2 separate regions of the Homo sapiens genome follow, and region 1 is linked to region 2. A link is a contact called in ENCODE Hi-C or POLR2A ChIA-PET data. All regions are on one chromosome and are shown on one strand. Each heading gives the region's core, a stretch centred on a gene start or an enhancer-like site at or near the end of the contact. The rest is flanking DNA. Distances are from core to core; before and after follow the strand shown.

Region 1 (4,440 bases), core at 1,330-3,829, 1.6 Mb after region 2:
GCCTTCCGCTTCATGCTTCGCCTGCCGAGAGAGCACACACCCTGCCCTGGGTCACTGAACTTCCGGCTCCTCACCCTGTCATCACGGAGACCTGTCTTCTGGGCCCCCTGGTCTCCATTTCTCCAACAGAAGACATGAGGCCCACCCCAGCTGCCAGTCACTCTCACCTCTAGGCTGGGCACCAAACGATTCCTACTTCTCCTTTCATTGCCTGCCCAGCTCCAATCATGGCTTGTACTTACCTTTTTTCTTTTAATTTTTGTTTCTTTTGGGGGGACAGGGTGTTGCTTTGTAGCCCAGGCTGGAATGCAGTGGCATGATCTCAGCTCACTGCAGGCTGGACCTCCTGGGTTCAAGTAATCCTCCTGCTTCAGCCTCCAGTATAGCTGGGATTACAGGTGCATACCACCATGCCTGGCTAATTTTTTGATTTTTTTGTAAAAATGGGGTCTCACTATGTTGCCCAGGCTAGTCTGGAACTCCTGGGCTGAAGCAATCCTCTATCCTAGGCCTCCCACAGTGCTGGGATTACAGGTGTGAGCCACTGCACTCCGACTCTTTTTTTTTTTTTTTTTTGAGACGGAGTTTTGCTCTGTCACCCAGGCTGGAGTGCAGTGGCTCACTCAGCTCACTGCAAGCTCCACCTCCCGGGTTCACACCATTCTCCTGCCTCAGCCTCCAGAGTAGCTGGGACTACAGGCGCCCGCCACCACTCCTGGCTAATTTTTTTTTGTATTTTTAGTAGAAATGGGGTTTCACCGTGTTAGCCAGGATGGTCTCGATCTCCTGACCTCATGATCCGCCTGCCTTGGCCTCCCAAAGTGCTGGGATTACAGGCGTGAGCCATCGCGCACAGCCACGCCCCGACTCTTATACTTATTTTACAGTACTCTGTTCCCCTTCCCATTTTAAAAAATTAAACAGGAAATAACAAAAGTGCATTTCCCTAGAAAAAACCCTTTTTTTTTTGAGATGGAGTCTCGCTCTGTCGCCCAGGCTGGAGTGCAGTGTTGCGATCTCAGCTCACTGCAAGCTCCACCTCCTGGGTTCATGCCGTTCTCCTGCCTCAGCCTCCCGAGTAGCTGGGACTACAGGCGCCCACCACCGCACCCGGCTAATTCTTTGTATTTTCAGTAGAGACGGGGTTTCACTGTGGTCTCGATCTCCTGACCTCATGATCCGCCTGCCTCGGCCTCCCAAAGTGCTGGGATTACAGGCGTAAGCCACTGTGCCTGGCCGAAGAAACCTTTTTAAATATTGAAATCTCCAGAGTAGCCAGCATAATAACATTTAATGAGCCGCTATGAGAAGTAAGGATGCTAGTCTCAGCATGAAGTCTTCTAGATTCTAGAGACCTGTGACTGGAATAGCTCCTGTTCCAGGGATAGATGTGTACATGGAAGGAAGAAAAGGCCCAAACCATAGCTCTAGACATCCCAGAACCTGCCCAGAAAAAGAAGGGGCCAGACAAGCAGGTGGAAATCCTGAGGCCTGGCCTTGGGTTTTTTGAAAGGAAGAGGAAGCAGGAGCTCTGTAGGAACAGAAAACTAGAGCTGGGCACAGTGGCTCAGGCCTGTAATCCTAGCACTTTGAGAGGCTGAGGTGGGCGGATCATCTGAGGTAAGGAGTTTGAGACCAGCCTGGCCAACATGCCAAAACTCCGTCTCTACTAAAAATACAAAAATTAGTTGGCCATGATGGTGCATGCCTGTAGTCCCAGCTACTTGGGGGCTGGGAGCTGAGGCAGGAGAGTCGTTTGAACCCAGGAGGTAGAGGTTGCAGTAGGCCAAGATCATGCCACTGCACTCCAGCCTGGGCAACAGAGCAAGACCCTGTCTCAAAAAACAAAACAAAACAAAACAAAAAAAACCCAGAAAACTACTGAAGTGTTCTTAGCTAGAAAGGTGGCACCCTTGAGGCTGGGTGTGGTGGCTCAGGCCTGTAATCCCAGCACTTTGAGAGGCCGAGGTGGGTGGATCATGAGGTCAGGAGTTTGAGACCAGCCTGACCAACATAGTGAAACCCCATCTCTACTAAAAATACAAAAATTAGCCGGGCACGGTGGCACATGCCTATAGTCCCCGCTACTCGGGAGGCTGAGGCAGGAGAATCACTTGAACTTGGGAGACGGCCGTTTCACTGAGCCGAGATTGTGCCACTGCATTCTAGCCTAGGCAACAGAATGAGACTCTGTCTCAAAAAAAAAAGAAAGAAAAGAAAAAGAAAAGTGGCACCCTTGTAGCCTATGTAAGTTGTGTGTGTGTGTGTGTGTGTGCACAAGTGTGCACATTTAAGGGCTCATTTTCCTAATTCGAACATTCTCTCCCACTGCCAGCCACACCACGTGGACTTTGGGAGGCTGCATAAAGGACACCTCCCTGAGGCACCTCCCTAGAGGCTTTTCATCATCCATGTCCTGAGAGTCCTGTCCTCCTCCCAGCCCCAGCAGGAGTAGGCCCCACTTTTCTGACATAGTTAGATGGGGAAAGATGGTGGCAGAATCACTGTCTGCATGAGCAGCAGCATCTTCCAAGGAACTGCTGAGTGTGAAGATGCCCAAGCCTTCCAAGCCAAAGCCCAGGCCCAACCATTTCCTTCCTGGAGATGAGCTACTGACGTCATCTGCTCAGGGGCCAGGCATTAGTTAGGATTCTTGGTAAAACATGACTCACTGTTCACATTCACTAGAACATACATGGGGTTGAGGGGAATCGCACTCATCAATTGTCAAGCTTGCTCTAGCAAATGGACAGCTGGGGACCACACCGACTCAGCCCCTGGGATAGAGAAGAGACCAGAGTAGGGCTCTACTGGCAGTCCCAGGCAGGCCCAGACTCTTAGATCCACAGAGGGCCCAAGAGACCGTCAGTGTAACTCCCTCCCTTTATACGTGGGACCACTGAGGTTAAGAAACTTACAGGTGAGGATATTCAGCAAGAAGTGCAGGCTCCTAGGTCTGGAAGTCTTAGGGATCTAAGGCTTAGCCTTTAGCTTCCTGGATTGTTTTCAACCCCAGAAACTTAAAGTGCTCAGTGAAGTTGATGCCCCAAACAGCCCCAGGTGGCTCAATGCCAAGAATGACCCAACAGTCAAGGAAGCAGCTGCTGTTGGTTTTGGACCTTGGCTCTGGTACCCTGCTGTGACAACCCTCATCACCCAAGGGGCCTACTGCAGAGCCAGGGTTGTCAGGAGGTGGAGCAGCACCAGGCTATCAGGGGCTCCTTAGCTCCAAGTCTAGCCCGCCTCAGGCCCAGTCCTAACCCTGCAGTAGCTAACAAGAAAGAAGTTATACGCCAGGCTTTTTTCCATCTTCGTAGAAACAAAAAGCCTTTTGCCGTTCACCTCTATTTGTTTACTGCTGCTTTTCTGGAGGGACAAGAGAATATGGAAGCATCTTGGGAACTGTTAGGGTTCCCCAGAAACGAGATACAATTATCCCCACAGGGACATCTGTATGTTCCAGGACATGAGATTGGTGTCCCTCCCACCAACCTTGTGGTTCTTGAGGCTTCATCCGTCACCACAAATGCTCAGGCCTCAGAATGCCCGTAATTCTCTAAACTTACTCAAGGACCAGAAGTTTCTATTTCAGAAGAAACTCTCATTTCCTTTTTTTTTTTTTTGTTTTTCAACAACCGGGCATTTCGCTCTGGTCACTGAGGGGCTGCTCTGTCCTCCCACTGGCTGTCTTGTCTGGCTCAGAGCTCTTCCTGTTAAGCCTGCAAGGCCATGGGCACCAAGAAGACAGCACATCGTCAGCCTAGCCCAGCCACCACCTACAGTGATGTGAGCCAAAGCCTCTCACCAGACTGGGCCCGGGACTGAGAGCTTCTTGAGGCCCCAGGGCCTATCAGAGGCCCCGTCTGTCCTTCCCCAGGCTCCAGGGAGCCTGCCTTTGACCCTCACTTGGGGGCAGCCCCCCCAGCTGCAGGGTTGCCTGAAAAGAGATTCCACTGCTTCGCCATCTTTCTCTCATTTTTCTCATGTCACTTTAAATATGAAGCTCCATCTCAGATGTCTATACGCAGGAGGGTTGGAGATTGCCACTCAGCCCCACTTTGCCTGACAACAGGAATGAGGCTAGGAATAGGAAGAGAAGGCCGGGCGCGGTGGCTCACACCTGTAATCCCAGCACTTTGGGAGGCCGAGACAGGCGGATCGCGAGGTCAGGAGATCGAGACCATTGTGGCTAACACGGTGAAACCCCATCTCTACTAAAAATGCAAAACATTAGCCGGGCGTGTTGGCGGGCGCCTGTAGTCCCAGCTACTCGGGAGGCTGAGGCAGGAGAATGGCGTGAACCCGGGAGGTGGAGCTTGCAGTGAGCTGAGATCGTGCCACTACACTTCAGCCTGGGGGACAGAGCGAGACTCCATCTCAAAAAAAAAAAAAAAAAAAAAAAAGGAATAGGAAGAGAAAATAGTGCAGAGCTGAATTAAG
Region 2 (4,332 bases), core at 527-3,026:
AACCCGGGAGGCGGAGGTTGCAGTGAGCTGAGATCATGTCACTGCACTGCAGCCTGGGTGACAGAGTGAGATGCCGTTTCAAAAAAAAAAAATCCTTTGTTTAATGAGAGCTCAGATGGAAAGAGGCAGGCCCAAAAGCAAAGAGACAGGGACAAGGTGTTCTGAGTCCCTAAATTCATATGAAAATGTTAAATATTTTGAAAAATTCAAAATGATCTTTTATATGAAAATGGGTTTTGTCAAGCTCTTTAATTTACCTTAAGGGATTCAATATAATTAATAAAACACTTTACTGATCATTAATAGTACCAAATGTTGGGGTATTCATTATATATCAGGCCCTTTCTAAGCACTTTTTAAAATACTTCACTTATGAGTAGTACTATTACTATCCTTATTTTACAGATAAGGTAAATAAGGTAACAAGGAGGTTAAGTATTTTGTCTAAGGTCACACAGCTAGTGTCAGAGCACTCAAACCCTGGTAGTATGACTCCAAAGTCCCTACCCATCACGTTGCATTGTCTATCAAAGTCAAACATCCAGAGTGGAATAACACTGTAAAAAATAAGACCAAACAAAAATCTTAGAATGAAATACATTGAAATGTTAATGGAGCTTGTCTAAGGTGAGCCTGAACACTCCGAACAGAGAGACTTTGCGTGTTTTCTTTATACTTTATTTCATTTATTTTATGCATTTTCAAAATGGTTTAATGGTTATCTTAGTTTTACAATAAAAATATAAAGAACTTTTCAAGTGACAGTATTATTATTTTAACCCCTTTTTAGGGGAGAGTTGCATTTGTTTAAGTCTTAAGCTCATTAATAGAATCCCTGTTTGATTAAGGAGCTCACAAAATACTTACAGAAAGGAGTAGAAACATAATTATTCAGTCCTAAAGTGGACTTCTTAGTCACTAAATTCTGATCAAATTTCAAAATTCTGAGGGTCAGAAGACCAGCACACGGTGACCTTGTAGCATGTGATCATGTATAATGCTTACAAATTAGATTAGGGAATTAAACGGGTGGTTTTAAAAGGCCAGGCAGGAAACAGGTGGAGAGCAATTATTTGTACCGTTCTTTCCATTTCTTTCCTTGTAGGTAAATCTAAGCTCTGTGGTGCAAAGCTTTTCTTAAACTAGCCTCACTGTCAGTTAGGTATTTTGTTTTGTCTAGAAAAATAAATATGCATTGCTGATGGCCAATTCAAATAGTATCTAATATAATCCTCAAAAGAAAGAGGAATCTAAAAGAAGTATCCCAGTAAAAATAGAATTTTAGTTTAGTTGGTTCTTTGTAAAAAAGTTAAAGGGAGGTCTGAGCTTAAATGAGGATGTTGTACCAGTGAGAAAGAGCGCCATGTACCACTACCACTTCCTGTTTTTAACCTATAGTGGGTAGAGGGCTGTGGGTTTTGTGGGCACTCCATTTATAACTCTTGACACTCTTGATGTGTCCTCGTTCCTCTTTTCCCACTCCACAAGGACAAGTCGTTTCCCTTCTCCTCAAACCTAGATCCCTACTCTTTATCATATTCTAAAGATGTTAACTCTTGAGTGACAGAAAAATCCCATGTGACTGTTGAAGTAAAGGAATATGCTGTTCTCGGTGGGTATTTGGGACTTTTGTTCCGGTAGAAAGGTGGATTGGGGGCTTCATTCATATTTTCCCATTCTGTTTTTGTGGTAACAAGACACATTTAAGGAGAAATAGGCGGTTTAAGAGGAGCACCCAATGGACTTGTTGCTCTCCTCCCCACAGATGTCAGTCATCTTGGGCAAGTTGCTTAGCCTCCGTTAATTTTAGTTTTGTAGTCGCCCAATGGGTTCACCTTGCCTGCTGCCTAGACAGAACCACTTTATTGAGACAGGGGAATTGCAATGGAGAAAGAGTAAGTCATGCAGAGTCAGCTGTGTGGGAGACCGGAGTTTTATTATTACTCAAATCAGTCTCCCAGAGCATTCGGGGATCAGAGTTCTTAAAGATAATTTGGCAGCTAGGGGCTTGGGAAGTGGGGAGTGATGATTGGTTAAGTTGGATATGAAATCATAGGGGGGTGAAGTAAGATTTTCTTGCTGTCTTCTGTTCCTGGGTGCAATGGCAGAACTGGTTGGGCGAGATTACCAGTCTGGGTGGTGTCAGCTGATACATGGAGTACAGCTCTGCAAAATATCTCAAGCACTGATCTTAGGTTTTACAATAATGATGTTACCCCGAGGAGCAATTTGGGGAGGTTCAGACTCTTGGAGCCAGAGGCTGCATGACCCCTAAACTGTAATTTCTAATCGTGTAGTTAATTTGTTAGTCCTGCAAAGGCAGACTGGACCCCAGGCAAGAAGGGGGTCTTTTTGGAAAAGGGCTGTTACCAATTTTGTTTCAGTCAAACCATGAACTGAATTCCTTCCCAAAGTTAGTTCGGCCTATGCCCAGGAATGAACAAGGACAGCTTAAGGGTTAGAAGCAAGATAGAGTTGGTTAGGTCTGATTTCTTTCACTGTCATAATTTCCTTGGTTATAATTTTGCAAAGGCAGTTTCAGTTTCTTTATCTATAAAATGGGGGTAATTAACAGGGTTGTTATAAAGATCTCATGGAACAATGTACACTTTACAACTATCTTTTCTTTTTTAAAGTCCTTTATAAAATTAAAAGTCAATCTTACCTAGCCAGCCACACAAAAGGAGGCTGCGGGTGGCTTTGGTCTGCAGGCTGTCCCTTGCTGACCCCTGATATAGATGCAGATCTTTGAAATCATGTGCCTGACATAAGGTAAAGTCTGTGGCCAGAGAACAAAGCAAAACTAACTGGCCCACAAAGGAGTAGTTTTCTAATTAAACCAACTACCACTCTGTGAGTAATAAAAGTTCAAGCTAACCTTGAAAATCCAACTCTCTGCACCACACTTAACCTGCTCTACTGTGATAACTCCAACCTGGCCTACTGTAAACCAGATGAGTGAGCAGAGAAGGCATTCTACCAATCATGGAGGTAAATAATGCTGTAAAACCATAGCCAGTATAGTTAAGTTGTCTGTTGCAGGCTAAGAAAAATACACTGTACCAAAACAGAGATCACACTGCTGTCCTTGGATAGGACCAAGGCACCTGAGGCAACTCAGCATAAATAGGACTGAGTGAACTCAGGGTATACACTCTAGCGCATGTGCGCGCACACACACACGCACACACACCCCTACCTTTCTGGGGCTAAGAGAATTGAATTCTTAGAACCCCCTTATCAGATGCATCACAGACGACTCATAAACTAGCAATAGCTGCTCAACTTCTAAAAACAATGAGTGGGACTCATCTCCTACACATGCCAACTATTTCTGTTTACAAAATAGGCACTCATTGTTAACGCAATGCTAACCACTTTCCCATTTCCCTATTTCTGAAAAGCTTCTTAATCCAGTGGATTTCAATAGAGTTCAATGGCACTGCCACTGTCCCTTTTCCATGTATTTCAAATGTTGGCAAGCCTGAATGTGCCATTTCTCCCTCTCCCGGGTTATTACTCCCAAACAACAGACTCTGATGTCAATGATTTTTGCTGCCAGCCAAAGGACAATTTTCTCTTCAAATCATTTCTAAGGAACTGTGACTATAACTCAAAGAATTCTAAAAACAAGAAACTGATTGGCAAGAGGAAAGATGAATGTGACTAGTCCGATGGACCTCCTAGGATCATCCGGAAGAGTAGGGTTTCCTTATTGACTTCCTCTTAACTGCTCTGTCTTTAGATCACAAGATCCAGTTTGGTATTTCCTAAGGAGGCAAAGAACTGCTCACTTAGGAATGCACAGAGGAGATGACTTACCATTTATAAGGAATAACTTGATAAATAGCACACAGACCATCTTCGTTGCCACTGAGAGCAAAATTATTATCTTGGTAGGTGTCATTCAACCTTTTTGGCATATATGTAAAGTAATAAAGCAACGATAGCTTAAGAGCAGGCCAAGTTTGTATAAAGGTATGCTGCAATCTCACTGCAACTTAGTAGAATTTGCTGAAAAATATTTAGAGACATCAGAAAGTGATGCTGGTGCAATTGGTTAAGAATATAATTCTCCCGATAGAATGAGAAGACTATTTTTTGTGATGGGATAATAATGATCAAATTCCCATAACATACAAGCAAGGACTTAGGGCAACGTGCTGATGGGTCTATACTTTTACTTCTATTTCTATTTACTCCTTATGTAGGCTCAATTGTAAAACACTAAATTTAAAGAGAGAAGGGACCTGGTAGTCTGATCTCAGTTTACAGAGACCCTTATATTTTTCGACTTATCCTTACTGGAAGGGGTACTAACTGATTTGTTTG

What was found. Hi-C counts contacts between places; a loop is a spot of excess contacts on that map. ChIA-PET counts read pairs that join two places held with the same protein, here RNA polymerase II (POLR2A). Pooled maps may share reads with other maps.
Region 1: a map with no recorded cell type shows a loop between it and region 2 (6-fold over the local background). The contact joins two enhancer-like sites. A Hi-C loop is called at or near these places in 2 of 37 single-sample maps with no recorded cell type and 1 of 50 pooled maps. POLR2A ChIA-PET finds 5 or more read pairs at or near these places in 1 of 52 experiments (activated T-cell).

What each region holds. Positions count from the first base shown.
Region 1 is chr12:47,865,157-47,869,596 of GRCh38, forward strand. It overlaps VDR (vitamin D receptor), which reads right to left. Exons shown (of 10, transcript NM_000376.3): 4 at 1-21. Among named protein-coding and RNA genes, the nearest start is that of VDR, 38 kb to the right of the region's middle. RefSeq lists enhancers at 3,337-3,837, 3,543-3,722, 3,823-3,892. Within about 2 kb of position 2,580, at least 2 of the 41 ENCODE cell types and tissues checked have a DNase peak (open chromatin) inside an H3K27ac peak, as active enhancers do.
Region 2 is chr12:46,216,780-46,221,111 of GRCh38, forward strand. All of the region lies in intron 5 of SLC38A1 (solute carrier family 38 member 1), which reads right to left. Among named protein-coding and RNA genes, the nearest start is that of SLC38A1, 50 kb to the right of the region's middle. RefSeq lists a silencer at 3,146-3,205. Within about 2 kb of position 1,777, at least 15 of the 41 ENCODE cell types and tissues checked have a DNase peak (open chromatin) inside an H3K27ac peak, as active enhancers do.